Linked DNA regions of Homo sapiens: region 2 is linked to region 1. A link is a loop called in an ENCODE intact Hi-C map of the cell type or tissue named here. Cell type or tissue: OCI-LY7. All regions are shown on one strand.

Region 1 (8,000 bases):
AGATAAAATAAAATAGTAGTCACTTTTAACCTCTTGTTTTGGGGTAGTTAGGCAGTAATAGATAACCAGTGCAAACTTGCCAAGGGAATGGTTAGTGTCACCAAAGAGGCCAATAATATTAATGGTATTAATCAATTTTTGAACAATGATACAAGCTAAAATTTAAATTCTGAGTTTCTAGTTCTATAGACAATCAGTCATCTGTATCTGTGGGTTCTGCCTATGTGGATTCAACCAACTCTGGATCACAAATATTCTAAAAAAAATTGCATCTGTTTTGAACATGGATCGACTTTTAATCTTGTCATTATTTTGTAAACAATACAAATAACTGTTTACATAGCATTTACATTGCATTAGACATTATAAGTAATTTAGAGGTGATTTACAGGGGAATATATATGCATAGGTTATATGCAAATAAAATGCCATTTGATATCAGGGACTTGGGCATCTGTGAATTTTGCTGTCTTAGAAGGGTCATGGAACTAATCCCCCATGGACACCAAGGGGATGACTGTATATGCCTTCACAATTTCCTAATGACCCCCAAACTGACCCAATGAAAATCAAAAATAAACACATTGATTAAAAACATGACTTATTCTAAATCTGTGATTTCTAAACTAATAATTTATGTTATTGGCTTAATTTTCAATTTTTATCCATAGTGTAGGTTAGAGCAATGTATATTTAATAACCTGTAGACTTAAGAACTAAGGTATTTTTGCCCATGTGTGGTTCACAACTGTAATCCCAGCACTTTGGGAGGCTGAGGTGGGCGGATCACTTGAGGTCAGGATTTTAAGACCAGCCTGGCCAACATGATGAAACCCCGTGTCTACTAAAAATACAAAAAAAAAAACCCAAAAAAAAAAACCCCAAAAAACCCCACAAAAATTAGCCAGGCATGGTGGTGGGCACCTGTAGCTACTCAGGAGGCTGAGGCAGGAGAATTGCTTGAACCCAGGAGACGGAGGCTGCAGTGAGCCGATATTGTGCCACTGCACTCCTGCCTGGGTGACAGAGTGAAACTCCATCTAAAAACAACAACAACAACAAAAAACAGAAAGAGAACTAAGGTATTTTTAACAGTGTTTTGAGTAGAAGAAACTAAAAAGAACATACATGAACTTTTTTAATGTGGTGGGTCAGGTCATCAGATAAGATGTGGTGGCAACGGTGGAGAATGTGGCTCATAACCCTAGCCTCCTTGGTCGTTCAGTCCCCTCTTATCACTTCCTTGTCTCTTTATTGCCTTGGGGCTTTCTGCCTGGAGCCCCTCATTCTTCTCCCATAGTAAATCCTTCTAATGCAGTTTCATGACTTGGTTAAGGTCACTCACTCAGTGACATGTTCCTTTGGACCATCCAATAACAAGATGCTTAATTCTTTCCTTTTTTACATCTCCATAGACCTGGGGGCAAGTAAAATACAACTCTGGATGTGCTTCTTCATGTAGAGAGTTGGCCCATCATAGGTCTGGTGACTGGTGACTGTGCTTCGTGCAGTGAATGATGCAGAGGTTGCCGAGGTGCAGGCTTCTTCAAAATCTTAAACGCTTTCATTTTCAAATACAAGGCCTTTTAGGGCACAGGGAAAGAAAAGGCTTTTCATTGACTCAGACTTCATGTAAGGGAGCAGGAAGGGCTGGTTCCAATGTGCGCAGGAGGGAGAGGATTACCAGGTATATGTGAGCAATGTCCACCACACCATTCTTAAGATACTCTCCATGCCCAAATGGAACTGTTATTGGAGTAAGTCCTACATGGCAATCTCCAAGTCCATTGGAAAATTTCACTCACTCTTAGGCCTCAAGGGCCAGTCTGATTACATGTGGGAATGCCACCTACTTTGCTGGGCTCTTGGCCTTCCTAAGCAGAAATGTGATTATACTACAAGGTAAGGGTGCTGTAATGAATTGTGTATTCCTCAAGGATTCTGGAACCAAAGCCCTTTCCAATGTCTCAGCACAAGCAGTTGCTGCACAGAAAAATAAACTTAAGGAGCCTGGGAGAGGTTCATTTTGGGATGATGATGACGTTAGTGATGTTCCCTTGATGGAAGTCCAAGATTGAGGGACCAGCATCTGGTGAGGACCTTCTTGCTGTGGCATCCCATGGCAGAAAGTGAAAGGGCAAAAGAAAACCATTTCACCAAGATGGAGATTGGGTCCATCATGAACTTACTGATCATCTCCAGGATTTCGTGAGGCAGCGTGGCACTGATGAGAACAACCTGCATGGCTGGAGGCCATGTACACATTGTAAATCTGCCCTTTGAAACTTATGTTTACCAGTTTATTATAAAGGATGTTGCAAAGGATACAGATGAAGAGATATGTAGGGTGAGGTATAAGGGAAGGGGCGTGGAACTTCTACGCCCTCCCTGGGCGGTCACCCTCCTAGAGCCTCCTGTATTCAGCTATCCGGAAGCTCCAGCTCCCATTTCATGGTTTGTCTCTTTACTTTTCCCATTTTTTTTGACATAGACAAAATTTTTTAGAACAAATGGAGGATCTGGTGTGATAGACAATGTAGGGAATTAGGTAAAAACAACAACAAAAAAAAAAACCTGGTTTCTGGCTGTGCCTGGGCCACTCACAGGCTACTACCTAGCTTTGTAATCTCAAGTAACTCAGTAAACGAGTAATGTCTCTTAGCCTCAGTTTTCACTTCTGTAAATTGGGCAAAATAATGGCATCAACCCTACAGGGCAGTTGTTAGGATTAAGTAATATTAAGCATGTCACAATATTCTTTTTATAACACAGATTCACCCAATTCTGCTACAACATTTCTGTTGATGGATAACTTGGTTGTTAAGCCAAGTTCTACCTGAAGATGATCATGAAGGAGTGGCTAAGAAGCATCTCTAAAACCTGATTGTTATGACTTTCCCCCTAAAAGTTTTGATAGACTGCCCAAATGTTTATATTCCCCATGCATCAGAAAGCTCCAGTATAATCCAGACTCAGCCAGGCTGGCCTTGTTCACATTGTGCATCTGGTTTTGAGTGGCTCCCATCTCACTTTCTGTGATGCTGCAGGATTAAAGGCAAGTGCTCTAGGCTCTCTGGGGGCAGTACCCGGTTCAGAACTAGCCCTATAGTGCCACCTGGGGCAAGTTATTCCTTGAAATGAGGACAGTAATTTTTGATGTGAGGATTGAATTGTATGCTGTGGTGAGGATTAATGAGATCATGTCTGTTGTGCTCTTAGTACAGAGCCAGACACTGAATGAGTTTCCGTGAGGGGTACTGTGCTTTCAGGACCCAGCTAAGTTGGGCCCTGCGAAACAAGCAGTACCTGACTGCCCAAGACTGGAAAGGCACAGCTTGTGAAATGAAATGGGGTATTTCTGATAAAAAACTGAGCTTCTGCAATAAAAGAGAAATTTAATTTATTAAAGTTGATGAAAAGGTTAAAAAACATAGGGGGCTGGGCACAGTGGCTCACACCTGTAATCCCAGCACTTTGGAAGGCTGACATGGGAGGATTGCTTGAGCCCAGGAGTTTGAGATCAGCCTGGGCAACATAGGGAAACCCTGTCTTACAGAAATATAAAAAAATTAGCCTGGTGTGGTGGCGTGCTCCTGTAGTTCCAGCTAGATACTCGGGAGGCTGAGATGGCAGGATTGCTTAAGCCCAGGGAGGTCAAGGCTGCAGTGAGCCATGATTACGCCCCTGCACTCCAGTCTGGGCAATAGAACGAGACCTTGTCTCAAAAAAAAAAAAAACACAGGCTGTGGGGAAGATATACCATGATAGGAACAACCAACCAGTCAAACAAAAACGGGAGAGACACACACATACTTACTTTTTCTGTATCTCTCTCTCTCTTTCTCTCTCTCTCCCCCCCTTTCCCTCTCCCTCTCCCTCCTTCTTTCCCTCCCTCTTTCCCTCTCCCTCTCCCTCTCCCTTTCTCTCTCTCTCCCTTTCTGTCTCTCCCCCCCACCCCCCTGCCAATCTTTGGAAGGACACACGAGAGGCTAGTAGTAGTGGTTGCCAGGGGTGCTGTTAGGGGAACAAGAGATTTATGGTTGAAAGTATATAGGGATTTAGGTGTACCTTTTGATATTATTCAAAATTTTCATCTTTTGCATTGGTCAGTTGTATATTAAAAATGTAGTTACTCAAGTGGTTAAAATTTGAATTATTAAAAATGTATTTTAAAACCTGGAGCCGAGGCTCTTTTGCTGAGTGCTGTGTTCTCGTGGGTCACTATTGAGTTGGTCGTTTTATCTTCAGGGAGATGCTCTCCATCAGGCAGTCACTGATGAACCTGCTTCTCATTATATTCTTCACTTGAAAGTCTTAACATCTAATGTCCTTGAAGATGTTCAGTAATTCCAAATTCCTGCCAGTTCAGATTAGGCTCCTCTTCTTGCTACTCTGAATTGCTTTCACTTGAAATAATTTGAAGTGTTTAAAGTTTAATGCTCTTTGAGGGGAGCTGCTACATCTCTCCCCTTTATTTGAATTAAATAGTGATTAATAGTCTCTGTTGAGTGGCCTCTTCCTTGACAAAACCCTCCGGTGCTGGGGTGGTTGGCTGATTAGCAGAGCTAGCTCCTGTCTTGGGTTCTGTAAGCAGAGCTTCTCCATCTGCAGAGGGCAGGGGGTATGAATGCCACTGGAGGTTGAAGAGGGTTAGTACTGCCCACATGAAAACTTCTTTTTCAAGGCAGGGTCTCACTCTGTTGCCCAGGCTGGAGTGCAGTGGTGTGATCCTTGAACCCTCCACCGCCCAGGTTCAGGCGATTCACCCACGTAGCTGGGAATACAGGTGCCCGCCACCATGCCCAGCTAATTTTTGTATTTTTAGTAGAGACGGGGTTTCACCATGCTGGCCAGGCTGGTCTTGATCTCCTGGCCTCAAGTGATCCTCCCACCTTGGCCTCCCAAAGCACTGGGATTACAGGCATGAGCCACTGTGTCTGGCCTACATGAAAACATTTTCAAGAAGCCCTAGGTGTATCTTACATTCAACTCGTACATCTTACTGAACAATACACTAGCCTGATAAAATATTTTAAAGCTGTTTTATTTTCTTTCCCAAATCATTGGGTGAAAAGTAAGATATGCTGCATCTCCTGTTGAGACTGAAGGTATAAAGTGCTCCAGGTTGAAAAGCAGAGTATGAGGATAATATGTTTTCCGAAGTAGCAAGTCTTTGGGGGAATAGATTCCGATGAGTTTAGGCTGGATAAACTCCCTTAGTAAAGTTGGACAAGCTCATCTAAGGATTGACTCTTCCCTTGGCTCTGTCTTCTTATTTCTGCTATTGGGTAATTTTGCTTTCATGTTTTATTAAGCTCAGTGCCATTTTTCTTCTAGAATTTTTCACAGATAATTACTTTTTGGGTACTTAAAACTAAGTGTAAAACATCACCCTCCTAAACATACCATCAAATTAAGTAAATAAAACACAATTTAAGAACAGCTTTTATTAAAACAATAAAGTTTGGGGATTTTTTTAATTGTCTTAATAAAGTGCAACAATTTTGCATACCTTCTCCAGCATAATCTTAACATTTGGCTGCCCGCCTTGCCTGAAAGGAAAGTCCTAACATTACCCAGGAAGATCATTTTAGGTCAAGAAGGCCTTTAGATTAAAACGTGTGTGTGTGTGTGTGTGTGTGTGTGTGTGTGTGTGTGTGTGTGTGTAATATAAACATAAATGTATATAACATATATTATACATATATAAATATATATATTTTTAGGAAAAAACAAAATGGTACAGTTTTGATTCAGTTGAACTAGTTTATTGCACCATACATCTGTACTTAAATAGGGCTTTTTTCTACAATACTTGAGTTGCTGTTTTTTTGCCTAGAACCTTGTGGGGTGATTTTCCATCGCTAGCCCTCTGTGAGAAGTTCTGACTTGAGGGTAGACAGCTCTTAGTCTGAGGACATTTCCTGCACTGAACTGCATCCACTGTGAGTGATAAAGTTGGGGTCAGTTGTTCAGAGTGGGGGTGTCTGGTCCCTGTTTTGCTAACATTGGAGGAAAGGCTTAGAAGAACGAATGAATGCTTGGAGTAGCATTCAACAAACACTGCAAGTAGATGAATGCTTGGGAGTAGCATTCAACAAACACTGCATGTCTGTGTACCATAATGTTCTAGGCACTAGGATATAGTACTGGACCCTGGAAAGTGACTACGTGTAGCTTGTACTTGTGTGAGGGAGACATCCAACAGACAAATATGTACTGTGCCAGGTGGTGACAGGTTCTATGAAGAAAAGTAAAACAAGGCTGGAGGCTAGAGAACAACAGTAAATATTTTAAGGTATTCCTACTTAAAAATATATCCTACATGGACTGTATTCTTCAAAAATGTCAGTATAAAAGACCAAGAAGGGTATGGAAGTGTTCCAGATTAAATGAGGCTAAAGATACATGACAACTCACCGAGCATGGCGGCTCAAACTGTAATCCCAGCATTTTGGGAGACCTGGTGTATGAATTGCTTTAGCCCAGGAGTTTGAGACCAGCTCAGGCAACATAGCAAGACCTTGTGTGCACAAAAAAACTTAAAAATTAGCCAGGGTGGCACATGCTTTAGTCCCAGCTACTTAGGAGGCCGAGGTGGAAGGATACCTTGAGTCCGAGAGTTGGAGGTTATAGTGAGCTAATCATGCAGCATGCACCCCAGGCTGGGGACACAGCAAGATCCCTGTCTCTGGCAAAACAAAAACAAAAACAAAACAAAACAAAACAAAACCATGACAACCAAATGCGATACCTACCCTAAACTAGATCTGATTTTACACTGACATGGAATTAATTGGAATACAGACAGTAGATAGGATAAAGGCATTTGATAACTGTCCTGTGGTTATACAGAGAATATCCTTGTTTTTAGAAAGACACACTGAAGCAGTTAGAGGTATTTAAGGGGAAAAGGCCTTACCCTTAAATTAGGAAAAAGTTTCATTCATTTATTCGTATAATAATTATGTGTGTTTATGTGTTTATTTTAAAGTGGGGAAGGAGAGAACAGAGGGAACAAATGATAAAACAAATGGGGTAAAATGTTAGTAATTGGTAAAACCGAGTAAAGGATACGTGGTGGGTTTTCTTTTCAACTTTCTATAAGTTTGAAATTATTTCTTTGTCAACTTTTAAAAATTATATATTGTATGTGTGTTATATAAAACTGTAAAATTATATATAGTCTAACACTTTTAAAAACATTCTTTTTTAAAAAGTATATATTCTTTGGGAGAAGTTACCTATTAATCATTTCCATGTTAATAATATGAATTTTAAGAAAAGTAATTTATTCATTTGCTATTGTCTTAGCTGAGACTAACCACAAAGGAACTGAGTGGCTAAGAAAATGTGGGAAAGGAGGCATTATGGGCCAATGGCAGCCAGGCTGATGCAGAGAACTGGTTAGAACACTTGGGCTTGGAGAGTGAGGCGCACAGTGTATTGTGGAAGATGACGTTTAAAAGGAAGATCAGAGCAGGCCTTTGATAAAACCACCACTGGGGTCAGTTTGGCCTTTACAGTTAGGCAATCTCTCTAGACCATTCTGTATGCTATCTTTGGGATAAAGTTATCCTTAAAAAAAAAAAAAAACTTTACTGAGATATAATGTATATATCATGAAAGAAGGTTGTGAGTGACCTTGACCAATATTTTATACAGATAGATGAACATTGTTATGCCAGCATCTATCAAACTTGATCAAAATGCCAGGCGCAGTGTTAAGTACTTTAATAGATATTATTTAGTTTAATCCTTACAATATCCTTATAAGATATGTCTTGCTTTTTAAATAGGCAATGAGGATAAAACCCTGAAACGTTATAAATAACTGCCTTAGGTTGCATATCTGATAAGGGGCTGCATTTTGGAGCCAGGCCTTGCTGCTCCAGCACCACTGGACTGGGCTGCTGCCTCATGTGTGTGATCCCTGATGTGTGGGTGGTGCAGCCAGGTGAGAGCAGAGGCTCTGTCTCAAGTTAGAACAGAACGTGCAG
Region 2 (8,000 bases), 95 kb before region 1:
AGGCTGGTCTTGAATTCCTGACCTCAGGTGATCCAGCTGCCTCGGCCTCCCAAAATGCTGGGATTACAGGGGTGAGCCACCATGCCCGGCCAAAAGGCCATCATTTTTATGTGCTCTGTTGTCCCTCTTACCTGGAACATTTGGAAAGCTTTGCTCAGTTTGCTTTTCTGGGAGACCCTGCACATACTGATATTAATAGAACCTGATGGACTGTAGGATGTCCCCTCAACTCTCCTTGTCCTCCTTTGCCCTCCCTCTAATGTGGAAAGTGGGACTCTCCTGTACTAAAGAGTTTTACTCTCTAGCAGGCATTTATATAGGCTCAAAATGTGGGAGGCAGGATCAGAGCCATTTAGAAGGGTTGCTGTTTAGGATATTAGTTACAAACAGTAGATTCCTTCTAAGCAGTCTAAGTAGCCAGGGATTTATTAGAGGGTTTTGCAGTGTTTCTGGGAGAACCAAGATCAATGCTACATGTTTAGGAACAACACAGCCTGTCTCTAACCAATTCCCATCTATAGCATGGATATAACCCACTTCTGCCTTAGGGCTGGTGACACTAGAGGCCAAACTTCATAACATCTGCTATAACTGCTCCAAGGAATCAAATACACTTGTCACCATCTGACCAGAAGTTCTGACCTTCTGGTTTGTGGCTACTGCCTCCTGTTGTTCCCCTCTCACTCTCAGATCTTGCATGAGTGTGTCTGCTTAGAAGAATCTAGCTGCAAGGGAGTCAGTGAAATGTAGCTTATAGTTTTCTAGCTTCTGTAGACTAGAAGCTGGGCTGGAAAGCTGCTAGATGGCACTGAATGAGCTGCTTTGCATTATTTGTTATTAAGAGCATGTGCATGGAGATGATGGCTAAATCCCTGGTGGGTAAATTCTCCTTGTGGCAAAAAGAAAAGAGGGAAGAGGATTGAGTGTAGGAGACCCCACAGGGCTTTTGGGAGAATGAAGCGACAGGGAGTCAGTGCAAGTGCCAATGCTGTTACCAAGAGGGTGGCTTCCTACTGCATGATAGGTGGCATTGCTGGGTAGCTGTGGCTGCAGTGCCATGCCTGAGCCTTTGGCACAGTCCTGACCTTTGCAAGAGGGAAGCAGTGTTGGGCTCATATGGTTCTTTTTCTATTGAGGTTGGTAGAGCTGGTTTCAAATTCTAGCCTCGGATAAGTTCCTGCACCATTCTGAGTTTCAGTTTGCTTATCTATAAAATGATGATATGCCTACCTTGCAGGGAAGTTGTGATGGTAAGACCAGATGGCATATGAGTGTCTAGCATATACCTCTGGTGTATAGTAGTGGTTCAACAAATTATTACTGTATTACTGTTATCTTCAATTTTGTCATCTTTCCTTTTTTCTTTTGTCTGAGCAGCTCACGCTGCATTAAACCCCAGTGGATGCCTGGATGCCAGTAGCTTCTATGATTTTTTCTTAGCAATTAGCTTACCTTATCCACCCATCTACCTTCTATGTGGCTAACTGCCCCCTCCCTCATTTTATTATGAAAAATTTCAAATATACAGAAATGTTGAAAGAATTGTACAGTAAACACACAAGTATCTACCACCTGGATTCTACAACTGACATTTTATTATACCTAGTTTTTTACATGTCTGTCCATCTGTCTCATCCATAGATCCATTTTATTTCTTTATACATTTCAGAGCAAACTGCTGACATTAGTATAGTCATAAATATTTTAGCATGCATGTCATTAACACATATCATTAACAATATTTGTTTTCAATTATTTCTCTTGATGTAAAATTTCACAATGAAATGCACAAATCCTAAGTGTACATTGCTAAGTTTTGACAACTGCATGCATTTTTACCCAACCTCTGTCAAGGCATAGAACATTACCATCTCCCCAGAAGCTTCTGTTGTGTCTCTTGCTCCTCCCCACTCCAGGCAACCACCATCCTTCCCCCTGCCCCCAATATAGATTGGTTTTTGCCTACTCTAGCATTTCATATAAATGGAATCACACAATATATACTTACTGTGTCTGGCTTCCTCTAGTCAGCATAACATTTTGGGATTCATTTATGTCGTTGTGTCTTATCAGTCGTGGATTCCTTTTTATTGCTGAGACGGCTAGCTTTAAAATTATGCCTGATTGCTGCAAGTAGAAAGAACCAGAAGCCCTCCTCATGGAACTTGGGATTGTTGCTTCTTTTTCCTTTCCAGCCTAGTGTTAGCAATGCACAAAGGCTCTTTGTAGAGGATTAGAGTTGAGGGGCTTAGAGGCCATTTAATTCAGTACCTCCTCCAGGCCTGTGGCATCTTGGCCAGGCAGCCATCTTTCTGACCCCTTTTTCTTCCCTCTTGGGACTGGTGTTAATGGGAATTCATGTGCAGAAGGAGCAAATGGGCCAATGCACGGGCACCTCACACATTTAATTGTTCTAGGGTTAAAGGATGAACCCAGACTTCTCTTAATGATTTTTGTTGTTGAGGATTTTGACATGCTTTGTGCATGCTAGAAATTATAGGACCAGTCAGCTGCAACAACTGGAGCTGGAAACAAGTTCCTATTTAGCTTTGATGTTAAGGAATCAACCACAGCACTGAAGCTGCTGAACTCTCTGATGGAAAAAGGCGTCATTCTGTTGCCTCTTGCCCCAGTTCCTTCTCTCCTCCTCTTTCATTTCTCTGTCTCTGTCTCTCTGTCACACACACTCCTCACATACACATAGAGCTTTTGAACATCTTCACGTATGGTGACTTGTCTGAAAGTTTAGCTGTCTCTTTTTTGAAGAAAATTGACATGATTGAGAGGGAGAAGGAAAAGGGTTAATGAAGAATGGCCATTGTGGCCAGGTGTGGTGGCTCACACTTGTCATTCCAGCACTTTGGGAGACTGAGGCTGGCAGATTGCTTGAGCCCAGGAGCTTGAGATCAGCCTGGGAAACATGGTAAAACCGTCTTTACAAAAAATACAAAAATTAGCCAGGTGTGGTGGCATGCATCTGTAGTCCCAGTTACTTAGGAGGCTGAGGTGGGAGGATTGCTTGAGCCCAGGAGGCTGAGGCTGCAGTGAGCTGTGATCAAGCCACTGCACTCCAGTCTAGACCCTGTCCTCAACAGCAACAACAACAACAACAGAATCACTTCTGCTTGGTAAGGGGGAAGCAGTGCCCACTCTTTGTGTGTGTGGGGGTATTAAATAATATAATGTGTGGCAACTGAGTGTTGGACACAGCAAGGCTCTGCAGATGTTATTTCCTGCCTTGCTTCTGTCCCGTGGAGAGGTTCTGAAACCTTTCTGCATATTAAAAGTATCTGAGGACCGGGCGCGCTGGCTCACGCCTGTAATCTCAGCACTTTGGGAGGTTGAGGTGGATGGATCACGAGGTCAGGAGTTCAAGACCAGCCTGGCCAAGATGGTGAGACCCCCGTCTCTACTAAAAATACAAAAAAATTAGCCAGGCATGGTGGTGGGCGCCTGTAATCCCAGCTACTCAGGAGGCTGAGGCGGAGCATTGCTTGAACCCTGGAGGCGGAGGTTGCAGTGAGCCGAGATTGCACCATTGCACTCCAGCCTGGGCTACAGAATGAGACTCCGTCTCAAAAAAAAAAAAAAAAAAAAAGTAGGAAGATTTTACAAAAATTTCATCACCAGATCCCATCCTGGACCAGTTGAACCAGAATATAGGACCCTTCCCCGACAGCCACAGTTTAAAGTCACTGATTAGTACCTGAGAGAATCATCTTCACACATATTATCACCACTAATTCTAATAACCACACAAGGCGGGCAGGTTTTAGTAATATTTAATATTTAGTAATATCAGAGCCAACTGATGTTGGGGGGACATTCTAACACAGGTCAGTCTGATTCCAAGTGCCACATCCTTCCTACTATTCTGTGTTCCCTCTGATCCTTTCGTGTGAATGGATTTTACATAGTAGTATGATCATCCCTTCATTCAGTTGTTGATTCCTTCTCATTGCTCCCCATGCTGTGCCTGAAGGTACAGTGGGGACTATTGTAGATGGGTTCCTGCCCCAAGTTGCTGGTGGGCTAGGAAGAAGATGCACAGCAGTGGTTGAACTGCAGCATGCAAAGTGCTCTCACGGAGCGTGACGAGGGATACGCCTGGATGTAGGGTGGGGAACTCTTTTGGAGGAAGTGCCACCTGGTTAAGATCTAGGGTGAGAGAGGAAACATGACTCTTGAAGGGAAGTGAAAGAAGCTCAGAAGGTGAAAACAAGAAAAGAACCTGGACAAACAGATGAATTTATCACTTGAATAGTTTTGCCTCACTGAAGAAAACATATTTCTTAATCCACCTAATGTGTACTAAGGCATGGCTTTCCACTTTGCACCAGGATTCTTTATTTGCATTTGCAAAATAAAACAAAATGCTTTATCGTAGGTTTTCTATAAATTCCAAATTTCATTGAATTTAAGAGTCTTTTGTTTAATATGACTATATGTTAACATGTAAATAAGTTTGTCTTTAGAGCTAACAAATCCTAATAAACAATACTCATTTCCCACCACTCATGGAAGGCACAGATTATAGTAGGAGTTCTGTAAGAGTTGCACACTAATGGAGTTTTAGGCAGGGATTCTTGAATCTTGTGAATTATATCTAATTTTTTTCTTCGCTGGTGGAAATCTTAAGAGTATAGCACGGTGTTAAAGCATGGGTTTTAAAGTTAATGAAAAGCTTAGTTTGTCACTTTCACTTAACTGGATGTGTAAAGTTATCCTACCTTTTTAACTCTCAGTTTCTTCATCAGTAAAATGGGAATAATAATAAATACTCCATATAATTTAAATATATAATTATATAGTTTAAATTAACATTTATATATTAGTTTCTATTTTTATAATTGTATACAATCATAGAATAAATGATCTAAATAGCTTTTTTCTAATATTTGAAAAATATAATTGATTTATATTAAAGAATATATGCAATCATATATGTAACAGAGCATAAGAAAATGAACAGGCATGAGCTCACCATTCACTCTAGGAAGGATAATATAACCACTAGTAGCTCATCTGCCCAAGTATTCTTCTTCAACTCAATCCTTTCCTCCCCTCTTTTAGGTAACCACTAACTCTTGAGTTTCAAGTTCATCATTCCTTCACCTTTGTATAATATAAAGTATTTTTATAATAGATATTTTACAAAAATAATGTGTGTTATCTCTCTGTATTATTTAGTTTTGTTTCTCAGTTTTATATTTTTAAAAGGATGTTGTATATAGTTTTCTGCAAGTCTTTTTTTTTTCCCGTTTTGTTTCCAAAATTGATTCCCGTTATTGTGTCTAACTTCAGTGCATTTCTTTTCAATGCTGTATAACATTCTTTGTGTGACTATGTCACAAATTTTTTATCCTGGTGATGGGTATTTAGGTTGTTCACCATTTCTTCCTCTGTGAACGGTGTTACTGCTGTGTGTAAGTTAGTATGTATCTCCCAGTACACACACGCAAGAATTTCCTTGTGATGTTGATGTAGAAGTTGAATTGTTGGTGTGTTAGTCCGTTTTGCATTGCTATAAAGGAATATCTGAGACTGGGTAATTTATAAAGAAAAGAGGTTTATTTGGCTCATGGTTGTGAAGACTGTACAGGCATGGCACCAGCATCTTGGCTTCTGGTGAGGCTTCAGGGAACTTTTACTCAAGATGGAAAGTGGAGGGAGCAGGCATGTCACATGGCGAGAGGGAGCAAGAGAGAGAGGAGGAGATGCTAGGCTCCTTTAAACAACCAGCTCTAACAGAGCTAACTGGTAAACTAACAGAACTAACAGAGTGAGAACTCACTTATTACCATAGGGAGGGCACCAAGCCATTTGTGAGGGATCTGCCCCCATGACCCAAGTGCCTCCCCTTAGGCTCCACCTCCAACATTGGGGATCACATTTCAGCCTGAGATTTGGAGAGGTCAGATATCCAAACTATATCCACTGGGCTTCAGGGTATTTGGATGTTCCATTTTATAAGATGATGTTAAGTTGTTTTCTAAAGTGGATGTGCCAGTTTAATGCCATCCAGTAGGGTATAAGCATTTGCATTGTTCTGCACCTTTTCTAGTTTTTGATATAGTAAGAATTCTTAATTTTGCCAAGCCAGTAGGTATACATGATATCTCATTGGTATCTTAATTTGTGTATCTCTGATTATCAGAAAGACAGCAGCTCTTCATGTGCTTAAGGGTCATTCTTTCTTCCTCTTTTATGAAATTCCAGCTTGGGTCTTTTGCTCAGTTATTTATTAGGTTGTCTTTTTTGCATTGGTTTGTAGGAGTGCTTTATATATTCTGCATACTTATCCTTTGTTGGATCTATGTTGCAAATATCTCCTTTTAGTTCATAGCTTGGCTTTTTACTTTATTTGTGATGCTTTTGAAAAACAAGTTCTTACTTCTTTTCCATATTCTCTTAATTATGCTGCCCACTGCTCAGTTTACTGGCAGAAACAGTCATCCCTCCTGACAGGCCCTTTTCGGATACCCTGGAAGCTAATACAAGCCTACATAAGTAGGATTTCCACCGAGACCTACTTTAAAAAATTTTTGCCAACTCTCAGATTGCTACTTCAACCCACTGCATAACTGACAACTAAAATTTTTCATTGAGAGCAGCTTCTAGCTCTGATCCAAACCAAGTCAGTCCATAGGTGGGACCTCAGGTCAGGAGGTTCTTAATGTGGTAGAATATGAGTATTTTCTTTTCTAGTTAACTAAAGAGATATTCTCTTATATTTTCTGCTGAAAGTTTCAGAAGTTACCTCTCTCAATTAAGGCTTTAATCTGTCTGGACTTGTGTCTGTTCTGTGAGGTAGGAACCCAGTATCCTTTTTTTTTTTTTTTTTTTTTTTTTTTTTTTTTGAGACAGAGTCTTGCTCTGTTGCCCAGGCTGGAGTGCAGTGAGGTGATCTCAGCTCACTGCAAGCTCCACCTCCCGGGTTCACGTGATTCTCCTGCCTCAGCCTCCCAAGTAGCTGGGACTACAGGTGCCTGCCACCAAGCCCAGCTAATTTTTTGTATTTTTAGTAGAGACCGAGTTTCACCGTGTTAGCCAGGATGGTCTTGATCTCCTGACCTCGTGATCTGCCCGCCTCAGCCTCCCAAAGTGCTGGGATTACAGGCGTGAGCCACCGTGCCCAGCCGGAACCCAGTATCCTTTTATATTTCTTGTACTGCACAATTGTTCCATGAGAATGGAGAAGGATGTATGCATCCAACTACTTGCACAGTTTTAGGCACATGGAAGGTACTCTGAAAAGGTTAGCTGTTGCTATTTTAACTTGTCTCCTGTTTTTTCAGTTGATTGGTTCAATCCTTCCTGAAATAATATGTGTGTGCGTTTTAGGAATGACAATTGAGGCAGATTTGCATTGGGCTAAGAAACCAACCTAAAACTCCTCTTTCCCCAACTTCCCCTTAGTATTGTTAGAAGCTTGATCTGTAAGTTTAATCACAGAGTAAATAATAAATAATGAGTTAATTGATTTGACCATTTATTTCCTTTGGACTTGGCTGGTAATTAAGGAATTTCTCTGGCACCTTACCAAACACCTGCTCCCTTTTCTCTGAATAATCAAATAGTCTTTTATTACAAAGTTAATTTCGCTACTCTGGAATTTACTTATTTGGCCCTGCATTACCATAGAGGTACTCTCTAACTCCATCATGGATGGTGGGGGCTCCAGCCATGATTCTGAAGTTCTCCTTAAGTCAATTCCTTCTTGAATGTCTTGGTCCAGATTGTACACACTGTACAGAAAACTTGATTTGGGGGCCTTTTCCAATTTCTTAGCTATGCTTTAGTGGAAAGGAAAGGCAAAGAAATACTTCTTGGAAAATTAAAACTGCTTAGCAACACTCCTGGGGTGCATTGAATGCACACGATGAAATCTGGAAAGTAAAACGTGAAACTTTATAAAGTCAGCATAAAAAGCACCATAAAAATTGGAGGAAAGTTGTTAGTTATATGACGGAGGATGACTGCCCGTTTATTGCTCGAGT

Evidence for each region. A loop is a pair of places that touch in the nucleus more often than their neighbours do. Peaks named below come from ENCODE experiments on the same cell type or tissue, not always from the same donor. Only the 100,000 strongest peaks of a DNase experiment are listed, where the experiment ranks them.
Region 2: it touches region 1 in a loop (3-fold over the local background); 2 of 110 quality-filtered maps call a loop at or near these places.

The regions. Positions count from the first base shown.
Region 1 is chr3:31,853,737-31,861,736 of GRCh38, reverse strand. All of the region lies in intron 3 of OSBPL10 (oxysterol binding protein like 10), which reads left to right. Among named protein-coding and RNA genes, the nearest start is that of OSBPL10, 120 kb to the left of the region's middle. In OCI-LY7, CTCF peaks have their summits at 2,893 and 3,095 (motif pointing left); DNase peaks (open chromatin) are centred at 3,096, 7,436 and 7,976; H3K4me3 peaks cover 1,144 bases; H3K27ac peaks cover 6,301 bases.
Region 2 is chr3:31,948,528-31,956,527 of GRCh38, reverse strand. All of the region lies in intron 1 of OSBPL10 (oxysterol binding protein like 10), which reads left to right. Among named protein-coding and RNA genes, the nearest start is that of OSBPL10, 29 kb to the left of the region's middle. RefSeq lists an enhancer at 3,969-4,018. In OCI-LY7, a CTCF peak has its summit at 849; DNase peaks (open chromatin) are centred at 727, 2,638, 3,217, 4,127 and 1 weaker place; H3K4me3 peaks cover 4,394 bases; H3K27ac peaks cover 7,918 bases.